2 separate regions of the Homo sapiens genome follow, and region 1 is linked to region 2. A link is an interaction called in ENCODE POLR2A ChIA-PET data of the cell type or tissue named here. Cell type or tissue: Caco-2. All regions are shown on one strand. Links, peaks and the distances in the headings refer to the core of each region. The heading gives the core; the rest is flanking DNA.

Region 1 (10,664 bases), core at 1,144-9,143, 560 kb after region 2:
ATGCCCTCTCTCACCACTCCTGTTCAACATGGTGTTGGAAGTTCTGGCCAGGGCAATCAGGCAGGAGAAAGAAATAAAGGGTATTCAATTAGGAAAAGAGGAAGTCAAATTGTCCCTGTTTGCAGATGACATGATTGTATATTTAGAAAACCCCATCGTTTCAGCCCCAAATCTCCTTAAGCTGATAAGCAACTTCAGCAAAGTATCAGGATACAAAATCAATGTGCAAAAATCACAAGCATTCTTATACACCAATAACAGACAAACAGCCAAATCATGAGTGAACTCCCATTCACAATTGCTTCAAAGAGAATAAAATACCTAGGAATCCAGCTTACAAGGGATGTGAAGGACCTCTTCAAGGAGAACTACAAACCACTGCTCAACGAAATAAAAGAGGACACAAACAAATGGAAGAACATTCCATGCTCATGGATAGGAAGAATCAATATTGTCAAAATGGCCATATTGCCCAAGGTAGTTTATAGATTCAATACCATCCCCATCAAGCTACCAATGACTTTCTTCACAGAATTGGAAAAAACTACTTTAAAGTTCATATGGAAACAAAAAAGAGCCTGCATTACCAAGACAATCCTAAGCCAAAAGAACAAAGCTGGAGGCATCACACTACCTGACTTCAAACTATACCAGAAGGCTACTGTAACCAAAACAGCTGGTACCAAAACAGAGATATATACCAATGGAACAGAACAGAGCCCTCAGAAATAACACCACATCTCTACAACCATCTGATCTTTGACAAACCTGACAAAAACAAGAAATAGGGAAAGGATTCCCTATTTAGTAAATGGTGTTAAGAAAACTGGCTAGCCATATGTAGAAAGCTGAAAACGGATCCCTTTCTTACACCTTATACAAAAATTAATTCAAGATGGATTAAAGACTTAAATGTTACACTTAAAACCATAAAAACCCTAGAAGAAAACCTAGGCATTACCATTCAGGACATAGGCATGGGCAAGGACTTCATGTCTAAAACACAAAAAGCAATGGCAACAAAAGCCAAAATTGACAAATGGGATCTAATTAAACTAAAGAGCTTCTGCACAGAAAAAGAAACTACCATCAGAGTGAACAGGCAACCTACAGAATGGGAGAAAATTTTTGCAATCTACCCATCTTTCAAAGGGCTAATATCCAGAATCTACAAAGAACTCAAACAAACTTACAAGAAAAAAACAAGCCCATCAACAAGTGGGTGAAGGATATGAACAGACACTTCTCAAAAGAAGACATTTATGCAGCCAACAGACACATGAAAAAATGCTCATCATCACTGGCCATCAGAGAAATGCAAATCAAAACCACAATGAGATACCATCTCACACCAGTTAGAATGGCGATCATTAAAAAGTCAGGAAACAACAAATGCTGGAGAGGAGGATGTGTAGAAATAGGAACACTTTTACACTGTTGGTGGGACTGTAAACTAGTTCAACCATTGTGGAAGACAGTGTGGCGATTCCTCAAGGATCTAGAATTAGAAATACCATTTGACCCAGCAATCCCATTACTGGGTGTATACCCAAAGGATTATAAATCATGCTGCTATAAAGACACATGCACATGTATGTTTATTGTGGCACTATTCACTATAGCAAAGACTTGGAACCAACCCAAATGTCCATCAATGATAGACTGGATTAAGAAAATGTGGCACATATACACCATGGAATACTATGCAGCCATAAAAAAGGATGAGTTCATGTTCTTTGTTGGGACATGGATGAAGCTGGAAACCATCATTCTCAGCAAATTATCACAAGGAGAAAATACCAAACACTGCATGTTCTCACTTATAGGTGGGAAATAAACAATGAGAACACTTGGACACAGGAAGGGGAACATCACACACTGTCGTGGGGTAGGGGAGGGGGAAGGGATAGCATTAGGAGATATATCTAATGTAAATGAGAAGTTAATGGGTGCAGCACACCAACATGGCACATGTATACATATGTAACAAACCTGCACGTTGTGCACATGTACCCTAGAACTTAAAATACATAAAAAAAAAAGACTAAGGCTCCGGTACATTAATTAGTTGTCTTTTAGATATGGAACTTGCAGAAATGTAGAGCCATACTTTATGAAGCTATTAAAGTAGGACTGGCTCTCTTGATACTAAAATTATTTAAAAGTAAATTAATTAGTGCATATTTATAGTTGCTCCATCTTTCCCATTCACCCCACCCCACCCAAAAAAGAGAAAGTAAAAAGGAAGAAGCCAGATGCAAAATATATCTCCCTACTTTGCCTTTTAGTGAATAAATGTCTGTTAAAATTATCTTGGGCCCTATTATCTTAGGAAAAAACTCCTTACCACAGCTCAAAATAAAGGCTGTCTATATTAGCATAACGTCTCAAAGCTATCTAATTGCAACAATTTACAATTATGTCCTTGCATCTTGTTAACTTTGCATGATCATAGGTTTGGTTTTTTTTTAGAGCAAGTTAAATCTATAAATTAGATTTCAATCTTGTTAGGTCAGGAACTATTCTGAGAGTTGTTCACTGGTATTTGTGAATTTCTTCTTAATGCTAACATTAGTGACAATCACAGTGACTCCACATTTTTGGTAAGGGTTCTGCAAAGTATACCTGATTTTGAGAAAAGGACATATGAGGTTAAGACTGTAAATACTACTAAATTAGAATAGGGACAAGGTTTGGGATGCAGCTTTTGAAAGTATGAAATGAAACCAAACATTTTCTATAATGTATCAGAAAGGTTTATTATCCAATTTTTTGAGTGTTTCGAATAATAAGTTTTGAGCCTCTGAAAGAAGTGGGTTAGTGTATTAAAAGAGTTTCAAGGGGGCACTCACCCGTAAACCTGGTTCCCCAGTTCCTCCAACACTGCCAGCAGTTCCAACATCTCCCTGAAGAAACAAAGGGAAAGATTAAACTCTTTTCTACTAAGACTGCATGGCTAATTATGGAGGGCATGCCATACGGCACAGTTCCCCAACGCCTGGGCCGTAGAGGGTACCTGTCCAAGGCCTGTTAGGAAATGGGCTGCAAAACAGCAGGTGAGCAGCTGGTGAGCCAGCATTACTGTCTGAGCTCCACCTCCTGTCAGATCAGTGGCAGCATTAGATTCTCATAGAAACACGAACCCTATTGTCAACTGTGCATTCGAGGGATCTGGGTTGCTCAGTCCTTATGAGAATCTAATGCTTGATGATCCGAGGTAGGACAGTTTCATCCTGAAACCATCCCCTGCTCTGCTTCCATCTGTGGAAAAACTGTCTTCCATGAAACTTGTCCCTGGTGCCAGCCAAATAGGTTGGGGACTGCTGTCATAAGGAATAGGAGTTCCAAAACATTTCCTGTTTTTATCTGGGGGCTTCCACCTGCTTTCAAGTTAGCAAATATAGGGGATTCAATGGTAGCAAATGTAGGGGGTTCAATGGTGAAAGTTTAGAGATTCTCCTTTATTTTTTAGAAGGTTACCTTTGCACCTGGTTCACCTTGCAGACCAGACTCTCCCTCAGTGCCTGGAGGTCCCTACAAGAGAATAATTTAACACATTACAAAGGCAATAGCAATCTCATGAGAAGATGGTGGTAACACTGAACTCAAGGGTGAGATACCTGTGTCCAAAAGGGCATAATTGCTGTCCCTTTATAAACTTCATAGCATAAGAGCAGATTCTTTCTGACACCCTTTAATTGTTTAAATGTCAAGACAACTTCGTCTAAAATTAGGACTTTTAAGATCCATTTCTTCTAATCCTTTCTCTCATCCTTTAAACCTCATCTAAAGGGATTTGTTCTTCCTTTCCCTTTCTGTAGTGCCTTCAGGAATCTACTTACTTAAAAAATTCACTTTTCCTTATTGGTTTCATAAAAATATCATGCAAATAAGAGATAAATTTATTCACATTATAAAAGACACACACACACACACACACACACACACACACACACACACACACACACACAGAGCTTCTTTTCCAGCCTTCTTTCATGGTGGGTCCATTTTTGTTGGGAAGCTTTCAGTTTTCTTTACTTTGAGAACATAGAAGTTCTTGCAACCTCTGGCTATTTCCAGGCCTAAAGTTCCTACTATTGCTTGATGTTACAACTATTTTTGTCTCCAAGAGATATTTACCTTATTTATAAACATGCTATGTGTGCCCCTCCCTTCCCTTTAGGGAAGAGAAGAGTTTTATTGGGGACACGGGTGAACAGGTCTGCAGAAATTAAATCATGTAAACCATTACTTATCATGTTAAGAAATTGGCATTTTATCCTAAAGGCCATGAGAGCTCTTGAAACATTTAAAGGAAACGAATGATATAAGAATGATAAACCGGCAACAAGTAGAAGATGGAATTATAGGAGTTGGAGGAGACATGGCATGAGAGTGTAGGGGCTATTACACTGGCAATAGGGATAAAAAGGAAAGGGTAGATTTAAGAGAGAATGGGCAGGGGCAGGCCTATTCAAAAGGAAATGGTCACTGATTTGAGAGGATTAGGTAGAAGAAGGAGTCTAGGATGACTCTTAGTTTTGGGTTATTGGGTATAAGGGATATCTTTCATTGAGATGGGAATTAAACAGAGGAAGAACAGTGGGACAGTAATGGATTTGGTTTAGATATTTTGAATTGTAGATGTCTGTGGGATATCTAGGTGGATGTTTAAAAAGATAACAGGAAATCAATAATTGGATCTGAGGAGAGAGGTATAAAATACAGCTACCAAGTTGAGAGCTATCAGAGTAATATTGGTACTTAAAGTCACTGTGATAATATGATCACTAAGCCAAGGAAGTAAAAGGGCAACTTCAGGTCAAGACTGAGAAAGGCTAATGAGAAGGTGAAGTGACAACAGGAGAGAGCAGTTTCACAGCAGCCAAGGAAGGAAAGAATTTGATTTATTTAGTGCTAAAGTTACAAACAATGGAAATAAAATAATTGGATATTTATAACAAATTTGGCTTATAATTCCAAAATATATCCCAAATTGGGTAATGTCTCAGTATTCTTCTATACAGGGCATATAATATCTTAGGATGAAAGGTTATCAAGTCAACTTTAAATCAGTGAAGGGAAAGCTCTATCTACTTTTTGTTCTGTCATTTCAATGAGGTAATTATTAGAGTAGAACTTTATATGTATAAAATTAGACATATAATAATCATCTCTGCTTTTAATGGAATTTTAGTTTTTTTCTGAATATGAAACAATACTATAGAATTATTCCTCATAGTATATATTTAATTATTAATTTTACCTTAGAGTCTTACAAAAAGTAGAATATTTATGAAGAAGAACTAGCCACAAAAAATTTACCTCCATGCCCATTTCTCCAGGAGGTCCAACATCACCTTGCAGTCCTCGCAGTCCCTATATTAAAATAAAATTTAAGATATGAGAATAAAAGTTTACTCTATGTCAGTAAATGTATTCATCTGGATATGGGTTTTATAATATAACACATAACACATGATTATGTAAATACATAATACATTTATCAGCATATTACTTTACTCTGTATAAACAAAATTATATCTTTAATTGATTCATGTATGTGTGTGTGTTTTTGTTTTTGAGACTGAGTTTCACTCTGGTTGCCCAGGCTGAAGTGCAATGGTGCAGTCTCCACTCACTGCAACCTCCGCCTCCCAGGTTCAAGCGATTCTCCTCCCTCTGCCTCCCAAGTAGCTGGGATTACAGGCAATTGCCACCACGCATGGCTAATTTTCATATTTGTAGTAGAGATGGGATTTCACTATGTTGACCAGGCTGGTCATGAACTCCTGACCTCAGGTGATCCACCTGCCTCAGCCTCCCAAAGTGCCGGGATTACAGGCATGAGCCACTGCGCCCAGCTTCATGTGTGTTTTTAAAATAAATTTACTAAGCTATGCTTATATTAAAAAGAAAAGAGTGGCATTCATTCTTTTATTCTTTAATGCACTCATTCATTCAACATTTATTAAGCACCTCATAAGTATCATATATTGTGCTAAGCATTTTGACAAGGTATCTTATCTAATGTATGTGATAGTCATTCATCTACTTAAAATTCCTAGCAAATATGTGACAAACAAATTTGCATCTTAAAGAAGTAAATATATGATCTTTTTTTTTACTGACTGTACAGTTTTACCCCTCAAGAGTGTCATATAGTTGGAATCATACAGCATGTAACCTTTTCATACTGACTTCTTTAACTTAGCAGTATGCATTTAAAGTTCCTTTATACATTTTTGTGGCTTGATAGCTCATTTATTTTTAATGCTGAATAATATTCCATTGTATGGATATACCACAGTTTGTTTATCCATTTATTCATTGGACATTGTTTTAGTTCACTCAGGATTCTATAACAAAATAGTATAAATTAATAGCTTATAAACCACACAAATTTATTTCCCACAGTTCTGGAGGCTGGAAAGTCCAAGATCAAGGTGCTGGCAGATTCAGTGTCTGGTGAAGGCCCACTTGCTGCTTCATAGATGGTGCCTTCTAGTTGTGTCCTCACATGTTAGAAGAAATGAGCTAGCTCTCTCGTGCATCTTTTACAAAGACACTACTCCCAATCATGAGGGCACAGCACCTCAAAGATCCTGCCCTATAATACCATTACCTTGGGAATTGGGATTTCAACATATGAATTTTGGGGAAACACGGTCCAATTATAGCAGACATATTGGTTCATATTGGTTGCTTCAAATTTTTTGCACCTATAAATAAAGCTGCTATAAACATTCTTGTACAGGTTTTTGTGTGGACATAAGTTTTCAACTCATTTGGGTAAACACTAAGGATTGTGATCACTGGATCATATGTTAAGAGTATGCCTAGCTTCTTAAAAAACTGCCATACTGTCTTCCAAATTGGCTGTACCATTTTGCATTCTCACCAGCAATGAATGAGAGCTCCTGTTGCTCCACATCCTTGCCAACCTGTGGCATTATCAAAGTTTTAGATTTCAGCCATTCTAACAGATGTATAGTGGTATGTCATTATTGTTTTAATTTGTAATTTACTAATGACATATGATGTTGAGCATATTTTTACATTCTTCTATGCCATTTCTATATCTTCTTTGGTGTGGTGTCTGTTCAGATTTTTGCCAACATTTTAACTGGTTTTTAAAGAAAATTGTTGAGTTTTAATTTTTTTTTCTATATTTTGGATACAAGTCTTTTATCAGATATATGTTTTGAAAATATTTTCTCCCAGTCTGTGGACTGTCTCTTCATTCTCTTAACAGTGTTTTTTCAAGGCAGATTTAAAAAGATGTTAATGAAGTCCAACTTACCAGTTTTTTCTTTCATGGGTTGTGCTTTTGGTGATATAGCTAAAAACTCATCAACAAACCTCAGGTCACATAGATTTTCTCTATGTTTATATTTTAGGAGTTTTATGGCTTTGTTTTTTACATTTAAGTCTATGATTCATTTTGAGGGTGTGTGTGTGTGTGTGTGTGTGTGTGTGTGTAAGGTGTAAGATCTGCATCTAGATTCACGTTTTGCATGTGGATATCTATTTGTTCCAGCATAATTTGTTGAAAAGACTATCCATTGTATTGCCTTTGCTCCTTTGTCACAGATCACTTGATTTTATTTGTGACTATATGTTGTGTATATTGTGTAGAACAAAGAGTATAACTGTTCTATTTCTGGGCTTACCACTCTGTTCCAATGATCTACAGTCGACACTTAAAACAACATAAGGGTTACAGTGCCAACCTCCTGCAGAGTTAAAAATCTGAGTACAACTTTTGACTCCTCCAAAATGTAACCACTTATAGCCTACTGTTGACTGGATGCCTTACTAATAACATAAGCAGCTGTTTAACACATATTTTATATGTTATATGTATTGTATACTGTATTTTAAAGTAAGCTAGAATAAAGAATACTGTATTCTTAAGTGGAAGTAGAGCATCATCAAGATCTTCATCCTCATTGTCTCCATGCTGAGTAGGCTGAGGAGGTGGAAGAAGGGAAGGGGTTGTTCTCACTGTCTCAGGGGTAGCGGAGGTGAAAGAAAATCCACAAATAAGAGGACCTTTGCAGTTCAAACCCGTGTTGTTCAAGGGTCAATCGTACTTGTCTATTCTTTTGCCAATATCACACTGTCTTGATTACTGTAGTTTTACAGTAAATCTTGAAGTCAGTGTCAGTTCTCCAAGTTTGTTCTTCAATATTGTATTGGCTATTCTGGGTCTTTTGCCTTTCCATAGGAACTTCAGAATCTGTTAATATCTACAATGTAACTTGCTTGGATTTTGATTAGAATTGAATTGACTTGATAGATCCATTTGTGAAGAACTAATATCTCAACAATATTGAGTCTTTCTACCCATAACCATGAAATATCCTTCCATTTATGTAGATCTTTAATTTCTTTGATAAAAGTTTACCTCATATAGATCTTGTATATATTTTGTTAGAGTTACAACTATTTCTTTCTCTCTTTTTTGGTGCTAATGTAAATAGTATTGTGTTTTTCATTTTAAATTCCAATTGCTCATTGCTGTTAATATAGAAAAGCAATTGACTTTTGTATATTAACTTATACCCTGTTATGCTACAATCTCATTATAACTGCTTATTAGTTTCGGGAGTTTAAAAAATCAGTTCTTGAAGATTTTTTACACAGACAGCCATGCCATATACAAAGAAAGACAGTTTTATTTCTTCTTTCCAAATTTGTATACTTTTTCTTTTCTTTTCTTATTGCACTAGCTAGGACTTCCAGAACTATGCTGAATAGGAGTCAAAATTTAACAAAGGAGGAACATGTTTTCCTTATTCCCTTGTTCTTAAAAGAAAAGTATCTAGTTTTCTCACCAGTAAGTATAATGTTGGCTATAAGGTTTTTTAAAAAATATGTTTTTCAAAAAGCTGAGGAAGTGCCCCTTTATTCCAAGTTTGAGAGTTTTTTTTTTATCTTGAATTGTTGTTGGATTTTGTCAAATTATTTTTCTGCATCTTTTCATATTACATTTTCATTTAGCTTATTGAGGTGATGGATTACATTAATTGACATTCTACTGTTAAACCAGCCTTGTATACCTGGAAAAAATTCCACTGGGTTATGATGCATAATTCTGTTTATACATTGTTTGATTCAATTTGCTAATATTTTGTTGAGGATTTTACATCTATGTTCATGAATGATATTGGTCTATAGTTTTCTTGTGATGTGTTTGTCTGGTTTTGTTTTTAAGGTAATGCTCACATAATGGCCTCATGTGTGTGGCCTCACATAATTAGGAAATATTCTATTGTTTCTATTTTCTGGAACAGCTTGTACATAATTGGTATCATATGTTCTTTAAATGTTTAGTTGAATTCACCAATGAGATAACCTGGAACCAGTACTTTCTGTTTTAGAAGGTTATTAGTGATTGATTCTATTTCTTTATCAATACAGGTTGAGGAAGATATTGATGGATATCAAATCAAATCAAATCAAATCAAATCAAACCTATTCAGGTTATCCCTTTCTGTTTATATGAGTTTTGGTAAAATACGTCTTTTAAGGAATTGGTCTATTTCATTTAAGTTATCAAATTTGTGGAAATATTGGGAGGCCGAGGCGGGCCGATCACGAGGTCAGGAGTTTGAGACCAGCCTGACCAACCTGGTGAAACCCCATTTCTACTAAAAATACAAAAAAAAAAAAATTAGCCAGGTGTGGTGGTACGCACCTGTAATCCCAGCTACCCAGGAGGCTGAGGCAGGAGAATCACTTGAACCCAGGAGGTGGAGGTTGCAGTGAGCTGAGATCACGCCACTGCATTCCAGCCTGGGTGACAGAACGAGACTCTGTCTCAAAACAGAAAAAAAAATTTGTGAAAATAGAATTGCTCATAATATCCATTTATTGTCATTTTAATGTTAATGAGATCAGTAGTGATGGCCTCTCTTTCACTTCTGATATTAGTAATTTGTATTTTCTCCTTTTTTTCCCCTTGGTTAGCCTGGCCTGAGGTTGATTAATTTTGGTTGCATTGATGTTCTCTATTGTTTTCCTGTTTTCAATTTCACTGATTTCTGCTGATTTTTATTACTTATTTTCTTCTGCTTACTTTGTATTTAATTTGCTTTTCTTTTATAGTTTCCTAGGATGGAAGCTTAGATTACTAATCTTAAGTATTTCTTCTTTCCTCTTATTCAGTGCTATAAATTTCCCTCTAGGCACTGCATCCCACGAATTTTGACAAACTATATTTTCATTTAGTTCAAAATATTTTTAAATTATTCCTGAAACTCCTTCTTTGACCAATAAGTTATTAAAAGTGTATTATTTAATCTCCAAATGTTTTGGGATTTTCCAGCCATTTTCTGTTACTGTGGTGTGAGAGCAAACATTGTATGATGTCTAGTCTTTTAAATTTGTTGTTGGCCGGGCGCAGTGGCTCACGCTTGTAATCCCAGCACTTTGGGAGGCTGAGGCGGGCGGTTCACGAGGTCAGGAGATCGAGACCACGGTGAAACCCGTCTCTACTAAAAATACAAAAAATTAGCCGGGCATGGTGGCGGGCGCCTGTAGTCCCAGCTACTTGGAGAGGCTGAGGAAGGAGAATGGCGCGAACCCGGGAGGCGGAGCTTGCAGTGAGCCGAGATCGGCCACTGCACTCCAGCCTGGGCGACAGAGCAAGACTCCGT
Region 2 (10,664 bases), core at 1,399-9,398:
AGTTTAATTTTGAATGGTCATCCTCTGAGTTCTTACCTCAAAGCCTTAGCTAATAAATAAGCTTTCTTGTCCATGAGCAGGAATTTAAAGTTCCTGCTTTTAAAGTGCTTTTAAAGTGAGAAATGGGGAGATGCCAAAGGGCAGAAAGTTTCAGTTTTCAAGATAGAAAAATGCTGGAGATCAAATGTATTGCAATGTGATTATAGTTAACAATATTCTATTACATACTTGAAATTTGCTAAAAGGAAAGATTTTAAATATTTATCACCAAAAAAAAAGAAAAAAAAAGAAAGTGATAACTCTGTTAGGTGAAGGCTATGTTAATTGACTTGACTGTGATTATTTCACAATGTCTTTCTAAGCATCAAGTTGTACACCTTAAATATATACCATTTTTATTTGTCAATTAGACTTCAATAAAGTTGGGGCAGCAAGCTACCTCCTTAGGCCTGTGTTAATTCACTCAAGCTCTTTCTCAGTATTCATAGCCAAAATGACTAAACTTTCCATTTATAAATAGAGGGGGCCTCCCAAGACCTAGAGACCCATCATTGCTTTTAGGCATTCATGTCACACGCCAGCTCAGGCAATATTTTACCAAGTTCATACTTGTTTGAATCTTTTATTTATTTATAGTGACAGTAATATATTTGGCACTTACCCGTCCTCCTAAAAGCCTGATAACCCCAGTTATCTTGTGCTATAAGTGGCCTAGCTTTCACTAACTTAGAAATGAGGGTTTGGAGGGGGAAGGGAGACAGGGAACATTCCGATTAGCCAACAGTTTCCTAATGCAAGTATGTCTGTGGCACAGCCATGTCAGCTACCAGGGAAACCTGTGAATTCACCACGGAAGCCGTCAGGCCAGCTTAGAGGCATCCGTGATGAAAATCCCGAGTTATTTCTGGAGTAGGTGATTGACGTTTCAAATAGAAGATGACATTTTAATGGGATCTAAGCTTGCTGTGATCGGAGTTAATAAGTATAATGATGATGATAATGATATTTACATTATCTCTTTCATCCAAAGAACCCTTCAGTTCTTTTATCGCATTTGCCTTGAAAATGTCCCTTCGGAGTTGGGAGGGGAAGGTGTTATTAATCTGTTCTTCAGGAAAGAAAATATAAAGAGACTTAATTGCCAGGCTTTCAGGCTCCATTTTGGTGGTAAGAAGAGATATTTAAATAACAAATTAAACTTGGAGAAATTAAGCTTGGCGAAACACCAGTCTTTCTCAGTTCCCAGTCATCCTATATAATGCTGCCAGATCAAGCTCCAATAATATCACTTCTTGACTGAAAAGTCTTCAGGGGATCCTGGCAGACTGCCAATTTCAGTCCAAATATCCTAACTCAGCAGGCAAGGCCCTCAATGTTCCAACCAATGTTGTCTCACCATGCTCTTACACTTACCCTGTGTTTCAGCCAAATAAATCCGCTTGCTTGACCCTATGGTCTGCTCTAAGCACCCCATTCTCCTTTAATAATGTTCATTCCCCTTGCCCTAACTTGTTCAATGTCAGTCTTCCCTGTTGCATGTACATTCCAGGAGGGTAGGGACTGTCACCACTGTATCCTCAGGGCCTAGCAAAGTTAACTGGCATGTAACAGGGGCTCAAATACTTGCTTCTGAAGTGAACACGATGCTCTCCCACCTCCATGCCTTTGCTTCTGCGGCTCCCTCAGCCTAGACAACCTGTAGTCCCATCTCAACCTATTGAAGCCAGAGCTGTCCTTCCAAGCCCAGATTAAACCCCAATTCCTATGTCTGGTCTCCCTGACTTGGGAACAGACACGGCATTGTTCTTTTGTAGTTCGTACATTCTGCTGTATCATAATCATTTGTGTAATTGTGTAGTCGTCCTTCCCTGCCTCTCCCAAACCATCAGTTCTGGAAAGATCGGAGCTGTACTCCAGAGCCTGGCAGAGTACGGGCACTTGTTAAACACGTGCTCACTCGTCTAAAATCGTTGATGACCAGCATTCTTCAGTGAGCAGAATTCCCACTTCCAGAATCTATAGCTTGCTACGGAGGGTATTTTTCTGTTTCCTCTCCCCTTATTCTTTCAGAGGTGGGGAGGAAGGTCAGTCAGGGAACCCCTGCCAACTCTTCCTTTAAGAAGTATCTCCCTTTCTCCTCTGGAGGAGCAGTATATCTGGCACTGAGGTGGAGGGCTCCATTTCCGACTGGGACCCACAGTAGGTTTGCAAGGTGGCATTTGGCATTTTTTAGCATCATTGCCAGTGACAATCTAAATAATGCAGAGATAATCAATGCAACACCAACTGAGAAGGTGTGATTAAATCAATGACATCCCCAAGGAATTTTAGAACTGGTCTTTGCATCTGATGAGCATTCACACAGCTCATTCAGTTATGATAAAAATATGCCACATGAACTAGCTCTGGGGCTGGGTGAAAGCTTAGAAGCGGTGCATTTTTGATAGACTGAAGACCCCTGGCTAATAGCAATGTGGGCATATTGACTATCTGTGACATAACACTATGTATAATTTAGAACGAGCTGCTTGAATAACCGTGTTGTAGAATATTCAGGGCTGTTAAAACTGATGATGTAGATCTACATTTGTTGAGATGGAAAGCGGCCAACAATATTGCTAAGTCGAAGGAAGCAGACTACAGAACAGCATGATTATGTAAAATTATTGCATATTTATACTGCTATCTATTTACAGATCTGTGATTATTCTCTGAAATGTTAATAATAGTTATCTCTGGGTGATAAAATTGTGGGGTAGTTTTTAAATTTACTTAGTTTTTTGTGTTGCTTGGATTTTAACAGTAAGCAGTTATTTTTACAATCATTGAAAGAAAACAATACAGATTGAAAAAACTTGTTGAAAAAAGCCTCATTTAAAAAAACCTTCAAATTTGCTAAAAGATGCTTACTATATAACAAAAACAAACTCTTGTATGAATGAGCAAATAAAAAAATCATTTACCTGCCTCCATAACTGAACCACATAACTGACTATGTGCTGAATATGGTTAACAGTGAAAGGGATGAAGGGACGCCGTTTTGAGGAGAGGCACAGGGGAACTCAAGCTCTCCTGACCTGGTGTACATACTATGCACACTTTTTAAGTGCCTGAAGTATGAAGTATCACTTCAAATATTATTTTAACCCAAGCTTTGATGGCAATTGATTTACAGGTATGGTATTTTTCTAAGTTCATAGCCTAAGGGACAAGAGAGAAAATATCCCATGACTGACAGCAAAGAAATGATGACTTCATTCCCCATGGCAGTTTCTGTTGCAAAGAAAAGAGACATACACTGTTGATCACAGTACAACTCAACACTTTATTCCATTGTGATTGGTATACATGTAAGATTGAGACATCAAGAGACTAAAAATCAGTGCAGAACTTCTCTGAACTAAAGGGCCGTGAAAGGCATGATTGGTTTTGGCACACAGAGTGGATAACCATACATTGGCTGGAATGAGGTGGTCAGGAAAATAAAATGCACAAATCTAACACCATGTTGAAATCATGTCTGAGTTCTGGAGAAAGTTAAAGTGTAAATAATTACAAAGACTGACATGCAACTCTTTACCTTACATTATTCATCTACAGACTATTTTTCTCCCTTAGAGATGAGGAGATGGCCTTAGTAATCTGTTCAGAGTAGCTGAAAAGACCAATCAATACACATTAGAAAGATCTGCCTGATTTCTATAGCAATTCATTATAGCTGAAGAAATAATGCTAAATAATGTATTTTCTCTATATCATCCTTTAACTAAATTGAATCACATCACCCAAGTAATTCTGACTTAACTTTTACTTAGTTAAATATAATTTCTCCTGTCTTTTAATGTCAAAAAGCAGTTTCCGTTAGTTTATCCATTGGTGTATATCACAACAGATGAGGAAAACTTATGTGATAGTATCTTTCCTTTTCAAAAATAACATTATGCTAATGAGAACATCAAAGAAGTAATACTATGCTGCAAGTAATTTAGGTTTTCACATCATCAATCATATAGGGAGTCCAAAGAAGCCAGCCTAGCAGGTAACATAGCAGAGCAGAATGCAATGTAGAAGAGGCACACAGAGTCTAAGTGATTTCTCCAGACAAAAGAGAAGGAAAGACAGAAAGAAGCAAAAGAAAGGAAAAGTGAAAAACAGCCTTCTGCAGAACAAATTGTTACAAAGAAAAATCTATTTGCTTGCAATTGATTAAACATAATAGAGAAGAGTTCTTTGATTTGGGATGATAGAAGTAAAGATATTAAAAATTATATGCTGGTAAGCCTAAACTGGCAGATTGGGCCATTTTTCCTGTGGTTGTATTTGAGATGTTGAGCTCTCACAGGGAGAATTTTTGCTTTTGCCAAGGAAGGGCCAGATTTAACCCAAAAGGACAACCTTGAGAACATTTTTTCTTTGTTAACTTGGGCATGTGGCTAACATTCGTTCTCTCTCTGGTAAAAAGATATTATTCATCTCTGATGAGATGGTTCAAAATATGACAGTGACCAAGACGTGGTTTATTCACAGGATGCACATAATTGGATATCTGCATATGGCATGAATTAAAAAGTTAAGCAACAAGGAAGAGAAGGAGGAGAAAAAAACTTTTGCAAATTTCTGACATAAAATAATCAAATAAAAGGGAAAGATAGTGGTTAAGGATGTTTTCATTTTCTCAGAGGTTTCTCCTTCCATCTGCTACGGGGGAAATGAAATGAATGAAAGTAATTCTCTTTAGGTCACCAACATAAGGAATAATTTGACTGCAAACATAGAAGTGAGCAGAGCAAGATTTGAAGTGATACTTCTTAATCTCTTTGATTCTTAATCTTAAACAACAAGCCACAGGCAATACAGGAAAGGTGGAGATGACTAGGAAGTGTGATAATGTGCCTGGATCAGTTACCATTCATTGGAAAGTACCGTTTCCCCTGCCTGTTAATAGGCTGATTCCTGCAGGTTTGAGTAAAGGAATCATCTCTTCCTTCAGTGCCGCATTGTTCTTTGTAAGAGATCCGTGTCAGTTCAAAGTTGTGTAATTTAAAGGCTAGAGAAGAAAGAAGTTTAAATTGGATCCCACAGTAAATATTCACGGATATTTCAAAGTAGAATTGTCCACTGTCTGGGGTTGGGTTCAAGCATCAAGGTGATCGCTTCCTGAACATGTTCATTGACCATGAGGAGCTGTTTACTCTGGCTCATATTAGACTACCAGTAATTATTTTCAGACATGATGTCTCTTTTGAAAGAAATGACTTTGCTGGACTAGGATAACTGCAGGGGTAGAAGACTGGAAATACGGTGAGTCAGGGTAGGTGGAAACAGAAATGAGTAGAAGGAAAAAAAAAAAAGAGTTCCTCCAAGGTCATATATGGTCAGTAATGAAGCAAAAATTCATGGTATGTGACTTAAAGACTTTCTAAGACATTGTACCCATGGGATGTTTCCAAGCTTCTTGATCTTTAATCTTTTAGCAACCTTCTGATACTGGATTTACCTTCCTAGGTGTGGTGCCCTCCTTCTGGAATTTAGATCTCTGGGGCAAACCCTGTCAGGATGTGCCTCTGTGTAGTTAACACTGCCCCAGACAGCAGCTCTGATTTCAGTCACAGTTCTGCTGAGAAGCCTGTCTGCCCCTGGCAGGGGTGAGGGGAGGGTTGTTGGTGGCAGATGTAGTCAGAGGCAGAGGAGACCAATGGCAGACAGGGTGGACCTGCAGGAAGGTAGCCAGAAGGAAAGACCTTGGGTTTTACCCAAGGTCAAGGTGGCTGTGATAGAAGAGCGAAAGGCAAAAGTAACTAACTGAATTTCAGAATTCAGAAGTAAAAGAGAAAGGAGGAGGATCCCTGGACCAGGGACTTTCACAGGAACCAAACATGATTCATGAAAAAAAAAAAAAAAAAAAGCAAGCTTATCTGACTGATCAAGAAGACATTCTTCAGAATATACTGGCAACTAAATAATTTTCACACCAAAAATACAGACACTAAATGAGTGTTTCCTTACTGGGATTAATCACATTTTGATAATTCATTAGCTCTGTATCTTCTAGGTTGCTTAATTCATTTAGCAAATCCACAGCTTAGGTACCACCTCGAGGGGAGGGAGGGTGGGGGTGTTGAATGAAGCAATTCAACTTAGAATCAAATTTTGTAAACAAGAGTTAGTAGCACAGTGGCACAGTAGATTGTCAAGGAAAACAACAGGAGTGGGCACAGAGTCATCGGCCTTGCCTGTGCGGTCTTGCCGGCTACCGGGGGGGACTCTGCAGCTCAGGAGTCTACTTTCTTGTTAATTAAAACTGAGCAGCAGGTGAGCAGCCCATCCACCTTTTCCAGTTCAGACATGCTCACGGGGATCAGCATATGGTCCTTCAGTTTCTCATAAACCTACAGTGGGAATCAAGGAAAAGGAAGAAAAGAAGGATTATGTTTTACCATCCTCAGAAGTGGAGAATCAATTTGATTTGTACATCTAGGCTTTTCATTCATTTAATCCCAAGACACACAGGCAGTCTCAACCACACACATGCCCACAGTCATCCCTATAGAGCTGGTGGGAACTGGTTAACCACTAGCCCTGTGCTTTAACCTCAAGGCCAAAGATGTGTCAGAAATGTGGTTTTGCTAGAGATGCCTTTACTCTGCCATTGTCATTGCTAGATTAAGTGGTACATGGAAGTTGGTGACCATGTGTCAGTCTGAATATTACTTTCTCTTCACACTTTATTTTTATTTATTTATATATTTTTGGAGACAGGGTCTTGCTCTGTCGTCCAGGTTGGTGTACAGTGGCGCGACCATGGCTCACTGCAGCCTCAACTTCCCAGGCTCAAGTGATCCTCCCACCTCAGCCTCCTAAGTACCTGGGACAAACAACAGATACACACCACTATCCCTGGCTAATTTTTATTTTTTATTTTCTGTGGAGACAGGGTCTCACTATTTTGCCAGGGCTGGTCTTGGGTTCCTGGGCTCAAGTGATCATCCTGCCTTGGCCTTCCAAAGTGCTGGTATTAAACAGGCATAAGCCACCACACTAGGCCTTCTCTTCACAGTTTAAAACCCTCTCAACTATACTTTAGGTTTATTTTCTTACCAACACTGCTGGAAAAATTTGACAAGATATAACTTAAGTATTTCAGGTTAAACTGCTTTTAAATTACAGGTATGAATTTTATTAGCATCTTTTGACACTAATAGAAAGCATATGTCAAAACTTCAATTAACAGTTCATAGATTGTTCTGTGATGATCAAACAAAGCATATTTTTAAAAACAGAATCACTTGAAAGTGTACTGCCTAATAACAATCTCCTGTGCTTCTTTAGGAAGCACTGCGTTTCTTAAAATTCAGCACAGTGGTTAATTAAGAGTGTTGGAGCCAGAGTAGGGTCCCAAACCCAGTTCTGTCAACCTACTACTTAAAGAATTATTTCAGTGAAGTGACATTCCCTCTGAGCCTCGGTTTACTTCTCTGTAATATTGGAATAGTAATGTTGCCCCCATAGGGCTGTTACAAGGACTGAATAAGATAATACACCTGGGATGCCTGGCACCCTGCCTGGCACCGGGGAAGCCCTCAGTAAACAGGGATATTATTAATACTATTGTTATTTTTGAGAGACAAACGGCTGAATCAGGGGGGCAGTGAATAATCATCTGGTAGGTCAGATGATCAATGTGGCTAAAGAGGGATGAATGATTCAGACCTGTATTTCTCAAAGTGAGTTCTGTGACTGGGTGCTTGTTGATATTGCAGATTCTAGGGTGGGGGTCCAGGAACTTGCATTTTTAGCAACCCTGATGTGCATTAAAGTATGAGATCCATTACTCATCTAAGAGCTGGGTAAGCCCCAGTTCTGGGTCAGGAGTACTCTATTTTCCTCAGGTTCACACTTTCAGCCATGGAAATAGAAAAAATTATCTATGTATTCCCTCACCTTTTTCTTTTTATCTGCTCAGAAAGAGGCTGTGATTAGAGAGTGAACCTAGTAATTATATCATATTGCATATTTAAAAGGTAGTATAAAATATTTTCTAATATTTGCGAAGCTTAAGACAAAAAAAAAAGATCAATGATTACTAAAGGCTCTTCTGTAATGCATAGTATAAATATCTTGTTCCTCCGGGCAGAGATGAGATGCTGAGTGCCTAGAAGATATGGACACTTGAAGAATCTATGGACGAGCACTGTTATGTTTGCTTGGTAGGGTAAAATCGAAATTACTAAAGTATATAGATGAGACTGGCAGAGTATGCTGAAAAACAAGGGAGATTTTCTTAGACCAGGAAAAGCATTCCAGATCCAGAGAGAGCTCCCTTATTGGAACACAAACACAGAGACTCCTGGAGCGACCAGTTGGCTGATTTCGAGTGTACCATATTACTACCTGCTCTATCTTTTCAATGAAGAGCTTTTTGCTACCTAGCACGGGCAGTTTCTTCTTTCTGCAGCCCTGACAATGAACACCCACCACTCTGGGTCATTCATACTCCTCTACCTAAAGAAACAAATGGCCAGGTGTGGTGGCTCATGCCTGTGCACTTTGGGAGGCTGAAGTGGGAGGATCCTTTAAGCCCAGGAGTTTGAGACTAGCTTGGGCAACATAAGGAGACCCCGTCTCTACAAAAAATAAAAAATTAGCCAGGTATAATGGTGCATGCTTGTAGTCCCAGCTACTCGGGAGGCTGAGGTAGGAGGATTGCTCAGCCCAGGAATTTGAGGCTGCAGTGAGACATGATTATGCCACTGCACTCCAGACTTGGCAACAGAGCAAGATCCTGTCTCAAAAAAAAAAAAAAAAAAGGACTGGGCATGGTGGCTCATGCCTGTCATTCCAGCACTTTAGGAGGCCCAGGCGGGCAGACTGCTTGAGCTCACGAATTTGATACCGGCCTGGGCAATATAATGAAACCCCATCTCTATTAAAAATACAAAAATTAGCCAGGTTGTGGTGGTATATGCATGTAGTCCCAGCTACTCAGGAGGCTGAGGTGGGAGGATCTCTTGAGCCCGGGAGGTGGGGTTGCAGTGAGCCAAGATCGTGCCGCAGCACTCCAGCCTGGGTAACAGAGTGAGACCCTGTCTCAAAAATAATAATAATAATAATAATAATAATAAATAAAAAAATAAAAAGAAATAAAAAGAAAAGCTGCCCTTTTCTGAGGGACAGCTCAGATCTGTCAGAAAACAGCGATACCGTTGACCATCTAATTGTAGGTCTTTATGCTTAATGAGTATCTGAGGGTGGGAAAGTACATTTAATCAGAGCTGGGGCATAGACTTGGGTGACTACTTATTTGAAAATCTGAGTATTTATTTGAAAAGCCTTGAATACCCGGCATGATCATCTCAATTACTATGCATGCATTAGTGAGCAATGACATGAATGAGAAAAGTGAAACACATTTTCCTTGTGCCCTAAATTGTATTATCCTTTCTTTTCTTAATTGTTTGATATGTATACAGGAAAAGGAGGCTCCTATTGGTCACTCCTTTATGAAAAAATCCCCAGGGAGGCTGACCCAGCTGCAGTGGTCAGAAGGGATATTTTTTTACCTTTGCACTTTCTGGATACTCTTCCGGGGTTCGGTGCAGCAAGACGTGCCCTTTGTTGGGGATATTTAGATATATACAGTTTGCTGCTATGTCATCAGGCACAGTGAGTTTGTCGTAGCGGTGGTCACTCATCTGTTGCATGATCTATAAAGAGAAACAAAGCAGGCCTAAGAAGAGTAACTCCCCACACTTTCAAACAGAAGGAAGGCAGTGTGGTAGGATACAAGCTTGGAACTGACACTTTAGGCTGTTCCTCTGTTCAAATTCCCATCTATTACCTCCAGTCACTTAGAACCAGAAAAGGAAAACTTGATTAAGCTATGAGTCTTTGGAAGAATTGCAAGGGTTTTTGTTGCTCTTTAAAAGTATGTGTTTGTCTCTCTTTTCTTTTAAGGTTTTAAAACCGTCTATTATTTTTCTAGTCTTTGTTCGTAAGACTTATCAGTAAGATGCAAAATGGCCACATGTAAGGCCCAGCAGGGGTTTTGATATCTTTGGCTGAGTAAGCAGGGCTGCCTCCTCTATAGGAAAGAAGGGCCATACCAGTAATCAGAATAGTCAATAATGTGAATCTGATTAATCAGTAACACCACACGTGTGTGCATGCACGTGCGTGCGCGCGCGCGCGCACACACACACGCTTTGCTCTTCCACATACTTTTAAACTGAATTCACCTGTTCATTGGCAGGTGATGGCCTTAATACAATGAGCATAAAAGCCACCTGGGGAGAATAAGAAAATCATATTCCCAGGCCTCACCCTTAGGGAAAGCTGGTTTGGCAGATTTTGGGTGAGGCATAGGAATTTTGCATTTTGAAGCCCTACAGATAATTTTGAGGCAGAGGTTCCCTGGACCACAACTGGAGAGAAAAAAAAAAAAACCTACTTGGCAGGTCTGTTCTTCAAATGATGAACTTATTAGTATCCTAGCATAAAATAACTTTAAAAACAACACAAAAATGAACTCTGCACAAAATTTAAAATATTGATACCTCATCCTTACCTCCTCAACATAATCAAAACTATCAAAAAACAACACTCCTCCCCCTAACAACAAGAATATCCAAATTAAAAACCCACAAAAACAAATATTATTTGGGGTT

Evidence for each region. Peaks named below come from ENCODE experiments on the same cell type or tissue, not always from the same donor. Only the 100,000 strongest peaks of a DNase experiment are listed, where the experiment ranks them.
Region 1: POLR2A ChIA-PET joins it to region 2 with 6 read pairs; 2 of 35 experiments call an interaction of 5 or more read pairs at or near these places.

What each region holds. Positions count from the first base shown.
Region 1 is chr1:85,871,797-85,882,460 of GRCh38, forward strand. COL24A1 (collagen type XXIV alpha 1 chain) reads right to left here. Exons shown (of 60, transcript NM_152890.7): 33 at 5,326-5,379; 34 at 3,481-3,534; 35 at 2,853-2,906. Among named protein-coding and RNA genes, the nearest start is that of ZNHIT6, 170 kb to the left of the region's middle. In Caco-2, for the core only: no CTCF peak of the experiment used is centred there; no DNase peak of the experiment used is centred there.
Region 2 is chr1:85,315,180-85,325,843 of GRCh38, forward strand. DDAH1 (dimethylarginine dimethylaminohydrolase 1) reads right to left here. Exons shown (of 6, transcript NM_012137.4): 5 at 9,561-9,704; 6 at 3,306-6,389. The coding sequence ends at 6,273. Among named protein-coding and RNA genes, the nearest start is that of BCL10, 44 kb to the left of the region's middle. RefSeq lists an enhancer at 9,631-10,152. In Caco-2, for the core only: no CTCF peak of the experiment used is centred there; a DNase peak (open chromatin) is centred at 5,577.